Regions from separate parts of the Homo sapiens genome. Here region 1 is linked to region 2. A link is an interaction called in ENCODE POLR2A ChIA-PET data of the cell type or tissue named here. Cell type or tissue: MCF 10A. All regions are shown on one strand. Links, peaks and the distances in the headings refer to the core of each region. The heading gives the core; the rest is flanking DNA. Region 1 overlaps PHEX (phosphate regulating endopeptidase X-linked). Region 2 overlaps PHEX (phosphate regulating endopeptidase X-linked).

Region 1 (4,000 bases), core at 1-4,000, 120 kb after region 2:
GAATTTAAAGTATAATAAAAAAAAAAATACAAAAATTAGCTGGGCGTGGCGGTGTGCACCTGTAATCCCAGGTACTTGGGAGGCTGAGGCAGGAGAATCGCTTGAACCCAGGAGGTGGAGGTTGCAGTGAGCCAAGATTGCGCCATTGCACTCCAGCCTGGGTGACGGAGCGAGACTCCATGTCAAACCAAACAAACAAACAAAAAACTTGGGTTTTAGAGTCTATATCTTGGCATGTGCTTCTGTGGATACCACAGGAGTAGAAAAGACATACGAGGATATGTGCACTGGCCGTTAGTGTAGCATCTTAAATTGTTCTTAAGGCTCTTAAAACTTCTGTCAGGTTTTAAAGCTTCTGCCAGGAAGTAACATATATTACTTCTGCTTCTGCTCACACTTCATTGGCCAGAACAAGCCATATCGCCATGCCCAACTTCAAAGGAGATGGAGAAGTGTACTTCAGTCCTAGGCCCAGACTAGGGTGAAGCGAGCAAGGCACTCAGGGGCAGACTACTAACTTCTCATCACCATCCTCAATAATGGGTGGCTGACTCATTTTATTGATTTGAATGAGTATGGTTAAATTTGAGAAGGACTATTTCAAACATTAAATTCATTGAATGAATACACTGGTCGATTCCTGGGCACATATACGATTCTCTTGATTTAAAGCACTTGTCTGGAAACCTTTCTCACTTACTCAAATTGTGAAATTATTCACATTGATAAAACCTTCTACTCTGGGGATCAGAATAATAGATGTTATTACAGATGACGGTTTTATTTGATCTTCTAAAACTGTTTGTCATCCATTGGTTCTAAAATTGTTCCTCAGTATAATTTGGAGCAGTTAAAACAGCAGAAAATACATAATTGGAATGAAAGCTCATTTGTTGGGATGCTTTTCTCTTCTAGGTGAGGTGCAATTCCTACAGACCAGAAGCTGCCCGAGAACAAGTCCAAATTGGTGCTCACAGTCCCCCTCAGTTTAGGTAAATGGGCAAATGGGTGACGGCAGTTTTTAACTGTACATCTCCCCCCTTCCTCCCCCACCCAGCCATCCAAGGGCTCTACCAGATAGGTGATCTGAAAAAAATCCCACATTGTGGACGTGTGATTTCCATTTTGCAGCCAAAAAATATCTGGCCACACGGAAACTAAATATCTTCTTTCATTAGTAGTAAGCTGGTTTAGTCAGCACTCTCTCACCTGAATTTCTGCTGATGGTACCTGTACATATCTAGTCTAGTGCTACATCAAGTGCCAGTGAGACTATACAAGACTCCAGAGGTAATTCGGAATCCGAATCATAGCTTTAGTATTACATCCCATTATCTTCTAGTTTTTGAAAGAGTCTCAGTAAACTGCATTATTGGACTTACTCAACTGCTTACTTTTTTGTCCAAAAAAATAGCCTTTATTGTCTTAGGAAAGGATGAGATTTGATGTACTCTGCCTTAAAACACCTAGCGCTCTGGTTTATTTTGTTTTAAAGAATATCCCCTTTAATACCTCTTGTTCTTTCACACAGTCAACCAGCAAACATGAATGAATGGCCACTTTCTAAATAGCTCTGAACACAAAGGAGGATACAAAGTATTATTCAGCAATTATAATTTATATCTAGAGTTAGAGAGTCTACATTTTGGCTTTCAGGTGGGATCATATTTTGAAACGGTAGCTTATACAAAAAAGGAAAAGGATTATGAATTGCAGTCTTATTTGTCAGAATGTATAAAACATTAAGTACAAATAAAATTAAAAGTTAATATTACTCACCCTGTACTCGGTCGTACAGGTTGACAGAAATTTTCTATAGTACCGGAAAGATAAGTATGATGAGAAACCCAAAAACCATAATAATTTATATGTATTCATTCTTTGTTTAGGGCATTATATCTGGATATCTTTATATTTAATGTTTAAACAGATCCATTAGCATATTGCAAGAAAGCCATCTAAAATTTCTTCTATATGTTAAAATCTTATTCTTAAGATCTTGCCTTAGAAATGCTTCAGAAATTGACTATAAATTACCCACTAGCATAAAAATCTAATCACTATGTTGGAAATTTCTCCCCCACTGGGCTAAACTGTCATGAAGGCTGACGGTCTCGAACGTACTAAAATGTGTTCCCACTGACCAATGGTGCAGATGAACTCACACAGTAGATTAATTACTCAACAGATAAGTTTTCAGAAACTTATTTCCTTTAACTAGTTGCCTGTAATGTTGAATTTTACAGTGCATGCTTACTAATTATCAACTGTATTCTATCTTTAACACTTGCCTAGGGTGAATCACACTATGAAATATGCATCCCTACCCATATATTCAGCTAAAACAACAAGAGGTTATGAGGATTTTTTGGATACAGTCCATTACATTTATGCAAATGCCCGTAGGTAACAAAGTCATTAGGGAAGAAATAGTCAGGGACTGAGAATGCTGAGTCTCTAGTCAACCCTTTGAACACGGAGTTGAGTAAGAAATAGAAGGGGGGAAGTTTTTTGTGTGTGTGTGTGCTGGCTTGTTACTGAGGTCTGCAGTAACTATAGATTTTGAGTGCAGCAGAAATCACACAATGGCAATACCACTTCCAAAAGGCAGCTACAATCAAAGTGCTGAGTAGGAATCCAGTCTTTGCTGTAGTTGGAAGCCTGTAAGAATGTGACATATTGGAGCTAACTCCAGTGAAGAATTATCAGTAATAACTAGATACCATTCATTAATTGACTGATTGTTGCATTAATCAAATTCTGGGCAACTGTGAGCTTCCCATACCTAACACTAATTCAGAGAAAATGTTTTGCAGATTGAATGAATTCTTTAAAAATAGCTGGAAATGCAACAACATGGATGACTCTTATAGACATTATATTCAGTGAAAGAAATCAAAGACCAAACAGTACATACCATGGATTCCATTCACATGAAGTTCAAAATCAGGCAAAGCTATGGCAATAGAAGTCAGAATAGTAGGTTATCTTGGGAGATGCTGTTGGTATGGAACAGGCAGGAGCCTTCTGGGTGCTGGAATGTCTTGATCTGGCAGATAGTAATATGGGCATATACACACAAAAACTGGCAAGTCCTACGTTTAATATTTTGCATACTTTATGTCAGTTATACTTTCCATAAAGTTTTTAAAAAGTTAGAAAAACTAATATTGGTGATGATACAGTTTTAAAAGAATTTTGAAGACTGTTCGAAGAGTAATAGGGGCATGTGCTTGGCATTCAGGAGATGCTGGATCTAGTCTGTTAATTTTTTCTGGAAATTTACTTAATCATTTTGGGCTTTAGTTGTCTCCCTGTAAACAGATTAAAAGAATGCCAACCTTCTTTCTAGCAATATTCTGCTACAGTTTTATACAGAACCTGTTGATGTGCAAGAATTATATGACATATGCTTTGACATATCGTTTTTCAGGGTCAATGGTGCAATTAGTAACTTTGAAGAATTCCAGAAAGCTTTTAACTGTCCACCCAATTCCACGATGAACAGAGGCATGGACTCCTGCCGACTCTGGTAGCTGGGACGCTGGTTTATGGCATCCTGAGACAGTTGCACAGTGCCAGCGGAGGCTGCACTGAGCCTTCATCGCCCATTGCTTTAGGCCTGGAGACTTTCATTTTTAGTGCATTTTCATTATTTGGGTAGGTGACCTGCTTGGATCTAGACAGCATCTGTTCAAAGTTGTAGGGCTTATAAAGTGGAATATAAGAATGAACTAAGTATGTTTCTTTAGAAAATCAAACCAACAAAAATAAATCCCTAGGCTACTTTTGTTAAAATGCTATCTGCTAAATTGTTGCTATTGTCCATTTTAGGGTGTTGGCCACAGTTATGTGGTACATAGCATTTCAATCTATAGCTTTGTGGGAAGCCTAAATTGATGTATCCTTTAAAAGTTCAATCTATTAAACTTGTAGCCTCTCAATGATGAAGACATGTGCATGAATACCTGGGAGGGCTTGCTGCTCTGTGGAATGCAGT
Region 2 (5,756 bases), core at 1,757-5,756:
GATCCATAAAATCTGAAATAGTTGTTTTTTTTTTTTTTTTTTTTTTTTTGAGACAGAGTCTTGCTCTGTCACCCAGGCTCGAGTGCAGTGGGGTGATCTCAGCTCACTGCACCCTCCACCTCCCGGGTTCAAGCGATTCTTGTGCCTCAGCCTCTCGAGTAGCTGAGATTACAGTTGCCCGCCACCATGCCTGGCTAATTTTTGTATTTTTAGTAGAGACAGGGTTTCACCATGTTGGCCAGGCTGGTCTTGAGCTCCTGACCTCAGGTGATTCGCCCACCTCGGCCTCCCAAAGTGCTGGGATTACAGGTGGGAGCCATTGCGCCCTGCCCCTGAAATAAATAGATATTTAACAAAACGTTGCTTTGCCTAGAGGGCTCTTACCCTGAATATGGCAGATTTTACCAAAATAACACTTGAGTTAATTTTTATATGTTATATTTTGACCTTTGACTGGCTCTAAATAAATATTTCCTATGGATAACTTCACCTTAAGACTTCCACTTTAAGGGATTTCTATTAATGTTATATGCTGCCTGGTTGAGGTGTGAGGTCCAAGTTTGGTGAAGAAATACTATTTCTCTATTTTTTTCTTATTTTAAAATTACAGCAGGTTTTTGACTTGACTGAAGGCAATGTTATTATGTGATGCTGTAGAGTAGTCTAAAGATAAAAATCAGAAGTGTTCAGTGATTTATCTTCCTAGTTCCAGCATGCTAAAATAATTATTTCTCTTATTTGCATTGACATGTCAACCAATGAAATTAATCACCTTCAAAGATTTTCCTTGTTCTTGAAGTCTGCTGGGGTAGTTCAACACCATTTCACAGAAAATGTTATACAATAAATCTGTAAAGTCTGCCAAAAAAAAAAAAATTGAGAACCTGAGGTGGGGGATGGTGTGGGGAGTGGAGGTGCCAGAGAAGACAAGGGCAAAGAGCAGCTGAGGCTCATGGGAAAAAAAAAGTGATTTACCCGCGTTTTGACAAATGTGAGAGGGCCACAAAGAGTGAGTTACCGAAGTGTGGATTCAGGGAAGACAGAGGTGGTGGGGGCAGGGGAGGAGGTGGAAGAAAAGGCAGAGGAGGGAGGAACTGGCATGTGAATAAACTATTTGTCATTTTTCACTCTGGCAGTGGGCTGAAATGTTTTTGCCTCTTTTTATTTTCATTTAGAATGCCAATCAATGGGTTACAGACAAAGAGCTTTGAAAACCTTTTCTTATTTATTTATTTAGAGACGGAATCTTGCTCTGTCGCCCAGGCTGGAGTGCTGTGGCGCGATCTTGGCTCACTGCAACCTCCGCCTCGCGGGTTCAAGCAATTATCCTGTCTCAGCCTCCCAAGTTGCTGAGGTTACAGGCATGTGCCACCACACCTGGCTAATTTCTTTTTTTGTATCTAGTAGAGACGGGGTTTCACCATGTTGGTCAGGCTGGTCTTGAACTCCAGACCTCAGGTGATCCAACCGCCTCAGCCTCCCAAAGTGCTGGGATTACAGGCGTGAGCCACTGCACCCGCCCTGAAAACCTTTTCAAAATGCATTAAATTTTAATGAATTTGATAGCCATTTTAATGCCTGGGAGATGCTGGACAGGGAGGGTCCTATGAAACCAAGCTGCTTAGAGAGAAGTATCTGGAAACACTCAGCCCCATTTTAATAATAGCCACATACTCCATAAAAATACCTCAAAGAGAACAGGAGCAAAATGACCTTAAGATTCATCATAGGAATCCAAAAATTCCAAAATTTGCTGAAGATCTTTTTAGCTTGGAGAGTGCTTATTTTTTTGATAATTTATTTTAAAACCTAATAAAATGTTTTGCTTTTGTACACCTTGTCCCAAATAAATATTTTCTTTGGACATATTCAACTTTTTATTATTTATTGGGTGCTTTCTATTATTGCTACATCCTGGCCAGGGTATTGAGAGGGAACCTTTTATTGTCCTCTTTGTCCCTATCTGTAAATATAGTAATCCCCCCTTATCTGAGACAGATACTTTCCAAGACCCCCCCCAACCCCCGCCCAGTGGATGAGACTGGGGATAGTACTAAACTCTATATATACTATGTTTTTCCTATGCATATATAACTATCATAAGGTTTATTTTATAAAGTAGGCACAGTAAGAGATTAACACCAATAACTAATAATAAAATAGAACAGTTATAATGATATACTGTAATAAAAGTTATGTGAATGTGGTCTCTCTTTCTCTCAAAGTATCTTATGGTATTGAACTCATGCATGTACTTCCTATGATCTGTCTGATAACCAAGATAGCTAGCAAGTGACTATTGGGTGCGTATATACAGGGTGGAGATGCTGGACAAACGAAGGGTGATTCACATCCCGGGCCAGACAGGCTGGGATGGCATGAAACTTCATCACACTAATCAGAATGGTGTGCAATTTAAAATTTGTGAATTGTTTATTTCTGGAATTTTCCATTTAATATTTTCAGAACACAGTTGCCCATAGGTAACTGAAACTATGGAAAGCAAAATCGTGAATAAGGGGGTACTACTGTACTTCTCTTCCTAGTAATATGTTCATGCTGCCAGGATGCACATAGCCATGTGCGAAGAAATATAATTTTTTAGATAAACCTCCCTTTAAGCAGAAGGTCTCAATCCTATTTCATGGAGAAAAGACCCACGTTTATACTAGGACTCTCTCAACCTTCTACATCTAATCTTTAGATTCTTCTGCATGCCTGCCTATCATTTTAATCTTCTCTCCTCTCATAAGTCTGTCTCATATCTAAGGTGAATCCTTCCATATAGTCTCTGGATCCCATCACCTCCTTTGCCCTCTGAGACACCACTCATGGCTTGCTTTGTCCCATATTTTCAGTCTCTTCCTTTTCGCTGGATCCTTTCTATTGGTATTTAAACATAGTCAAATCTCTCAGCTTTTCAACAACAACAAAAACAGTAGGAACAGCATTAGCAAGCATATGCATGAAACCCAAACTCCAAACCCTCAGACCCTTCCCTTAACCCTACCTCTACTTCTCTCCTATCTTTGCTTTTTCTCCTTCATAGACAAACTCAATTAATTTGTCCAGACTTGCTGTCTTCGCTTCCCACACACTCTTCATCCCACTAGTTTGGCTTCTGTCCCCATCCCTCTTTTTCTTCCAATTTTCTCAGTCTTATTGAATGACGGTGTTTGCCAATATCTTTCTGAAGCCTAGGAATGAATCTGACTCTCTCTACGTTCCTCACTTTCCCACATAAAATGAGTCACCTGTTTCCATTGGTTTGGTCTCTAAATCTCTCCTTTGAGTCCACCCACTTCTTTCCCTCCCCATTGCCCCTCCCTAATTTGGGAAGATATAATTTCTTTTTCTCTGTGAACGTGATGGGCCAGCCAATGCATGTTGCTACATGATGAGTCCCTAAAGACTTAGGGCCAGGTGTGGTGGCTCACGCCTGTAATCCCAGCACTTTGGGAGACTGAGGCGGGTGGATCACCTGAGCTCGGAGGTTCGAGACTAGCCTGGGCAATATGGTGAAAGCCCGTCTCTACTAAAAATACACAAAAATTAGCTGGGCATGGTGGTGCATGTCTGTGATCCCAGCTACTTAGGAGGCTGAGGCAGAAGAATCGCTTGAACCTGGGAGGTGGAGGTTACAGTGAGCAGTGAGCCAAGATCATGCCACTGCACTCCAGCCTGGGCGACACAGTCAGACTCATTCTCAAAAAAAAAAAAAAAAAAAAAAAACTTAGGCATGCTGATAGGCAAAAGATCTAGTCCCCGGAGATTTCCTTGTCATTTTAACATCCTCCTGATGTGGGTTTTCTGTTTGAAATTGTGACTTATGCATCTCTCAGTTGATTCCCTTTCACTCCCTGGCATTTCTCTCTGATTTTGGGAGGGATCCTCTGTTGTTACTAGAGGCTCTGAGCTCTCCACTGTTATTTTAGCTCTTTGGTCAGGTCCTGGCTCTGGTCCTCATTAGCTGTGTCAGCTTGAGCAGATCATAGACTCCTTGACCCTTAATTTCCTTATCTGTCAAATAAATGGTTTCCCCTGGTCTAGTGGGTCTCAGCCCTGACTGCACATTAGAATTACCTGGGGAACTTTTTAAACCCTCCCAATGCCCAGGCTGGACCTCAGAACAATGATACTAGCATCCCGATGCCCACGACGCAGGATTTTTTATTTTATTTAGAAATTTTTTGTCAGTATTATTTTTTTTTTCTTTTGAGACTGAGTCTCGCTCTGTCACCCAGACTGGAGTGCAGTGGTGTAATCTCAGCTCACTGTGACCTCTGCCTCCCGAGTTCCAGTGATTCTCCTGCCTCAGCCTCCTGAGTAGCTGGGATTACAGGCGCCTGCTACTACACCCAGCTAATTTTTTGTATTTTTAGTAGAGACGGGGTTTCACCATGTTGGCCAGGCTGGTCTCGAACTCCTGACCTCAAGTAATCTGCCCGCCTCAGCCTCCCAAAGTGCTGGGATTACAGGTATGAGCCCCTGCGGCCAGCTCTCAGTATTTTTTAAAGTTCCTCCAAAGATTCTAATGGGCAGACAAAGTTAAGAACCACCGACTTAATGATTTTTAAAGGACCTTTTGCTCTTTGCTCTTCTAGCAGTTTGTGTTTTATCCCAAGTTGAAGTTTCTCTTCTTTTAATGTTTTTACCAAGTTGGGAAGAAATAGCTGTGAAGCTCCCCCGACCCCCTTCCATCTGCTGTTTGTTCTTATTTACATATGATGGAACCCAGCCCACTGATTTATAGCTCTGGTTCCCTCACAACTGTTATTGAACTGAAAACATAGCTGAAAACTTATTAAACAGAAAAAACTTATTTTGAGCTTCATGCTGACAATTTATTATAGAACCAAGGAAACATTTCAACGTCTTTCCTTCTAGAGTTAATGTTAACAATTGATTTACAACCCCATGCTCTCAAATGAAAAAGTTCATTCTGGGGCCAAACCCAGTGTTTTTTTTTTCTTGGGTGTCCCATTGAGAAAGCCAAAGCATCTCTGCAGGAGAACTGGATTTCGAGGGGTTTGTATCCATGAACAGGCAGGGCCTCCTCACATTGCTGCCGGTGGCCTCTAATGTGACGTGTCAGTAGCCCCTTTCCTCCAGTCCTCTCTTCTGGTCCACAGACACCGGCAGCAAAGCCAGGCACGTACATCCTCACTATGGGTGTGGCCTCACTGTTCAAATGCTTTGCGATAGGTCTTTCAGAAGTCCACCTTTCGGTAGCAGCCCCCTTTAGACCTACCATTTTATTTTATTATTATTTTTTTAGAGACAAGGTCTCACTCTGTCACCCAGGCTGAAGTATAGTGGTACAGTCATAGCTTACTGCAGCCTCAAACTCCTGAGCTCAAGTGATCTTCCTGCCTCAGCCTCCTGAGTACCTAGGACTACAGGTGCAGGCGCCACCATGCCTGGCCTTTAAAAAATAATTTTGTTTTTATAGAGATGAGGTCCTCTTGTGTTGCCCAGGCTGGTCTCGAACTCCTGGCCTCAAGCAATCCTCCTGCTTCGGCCTTCCAAAGTCCTGAGATTATAGGGGTGAGCCACTGCCCCTGGCCTATACCTACCCTTTTAAATTGGAAATAACAAGACTTTTCTGAGCTGCCAAGGAGTAGAGAGGAGAGTAGGAAGATGATATAGAAGAGCCGAACATTTAGTTTAACCCACGGAACTAAATCTGGAAAGAACTGGGGTCCTGACATAAGTGTGATTCATATTGGTGAAGTGTCCTTTGGGGTGCTAAGTCT

The links. Peaks named below come from ENCODE experiments on the same cell type or tissue, not always from the same donor. Only the 100,000 strongest peaks of a DNase experiment are listed, where the experiment ranks them.
Region 1: POLR2A ChIA-PET joins it to region 2 with 5 read pairs; 2 of 35 experiments call an interaction of 5 or more read pairs at or near these places.

Annotation. Positions count from the first base shown.
Region 1 is chrX:22,244,418-22,248,417 of GRCh38, forward strand. PHEX (phosphate regulating endopeptidase X-linked) reads left to right here. Exons shown (of 22, transcript NM_000444.6): 21 at 916-992; 22 at 3,434-4,000. The coding sequence ends at 3,536. The region is part of intron 8 of PTCHD1-AS (PTCHD1 and PHEX antisense RNA); the gene reads right to left. Among named protein-coding and RNA genes, the nearest start is that of CBLL2, 26 kb to the right of the region's middle. In MCF 10A, for the core only: no CTCF peak of the experiment used is centred there; a DNase peak (open chromatin) is centred at 2,404.
Region 2 is chrX:22,126,841-22,132,596 of GRCh38, forward strand. All of the region lies in intron 11 of PHEX (phosphate regulating endopeptidase X-linked), which reads left to right. Among named protein-coding and RNA genes, the nearest start is that of PHEX-AS1, 43 kb to the right of the region's middle. In MCF 10A, for the core only: no CTCF peak of the experiment used is centred there; no DNase peak of the experiment used is centred there.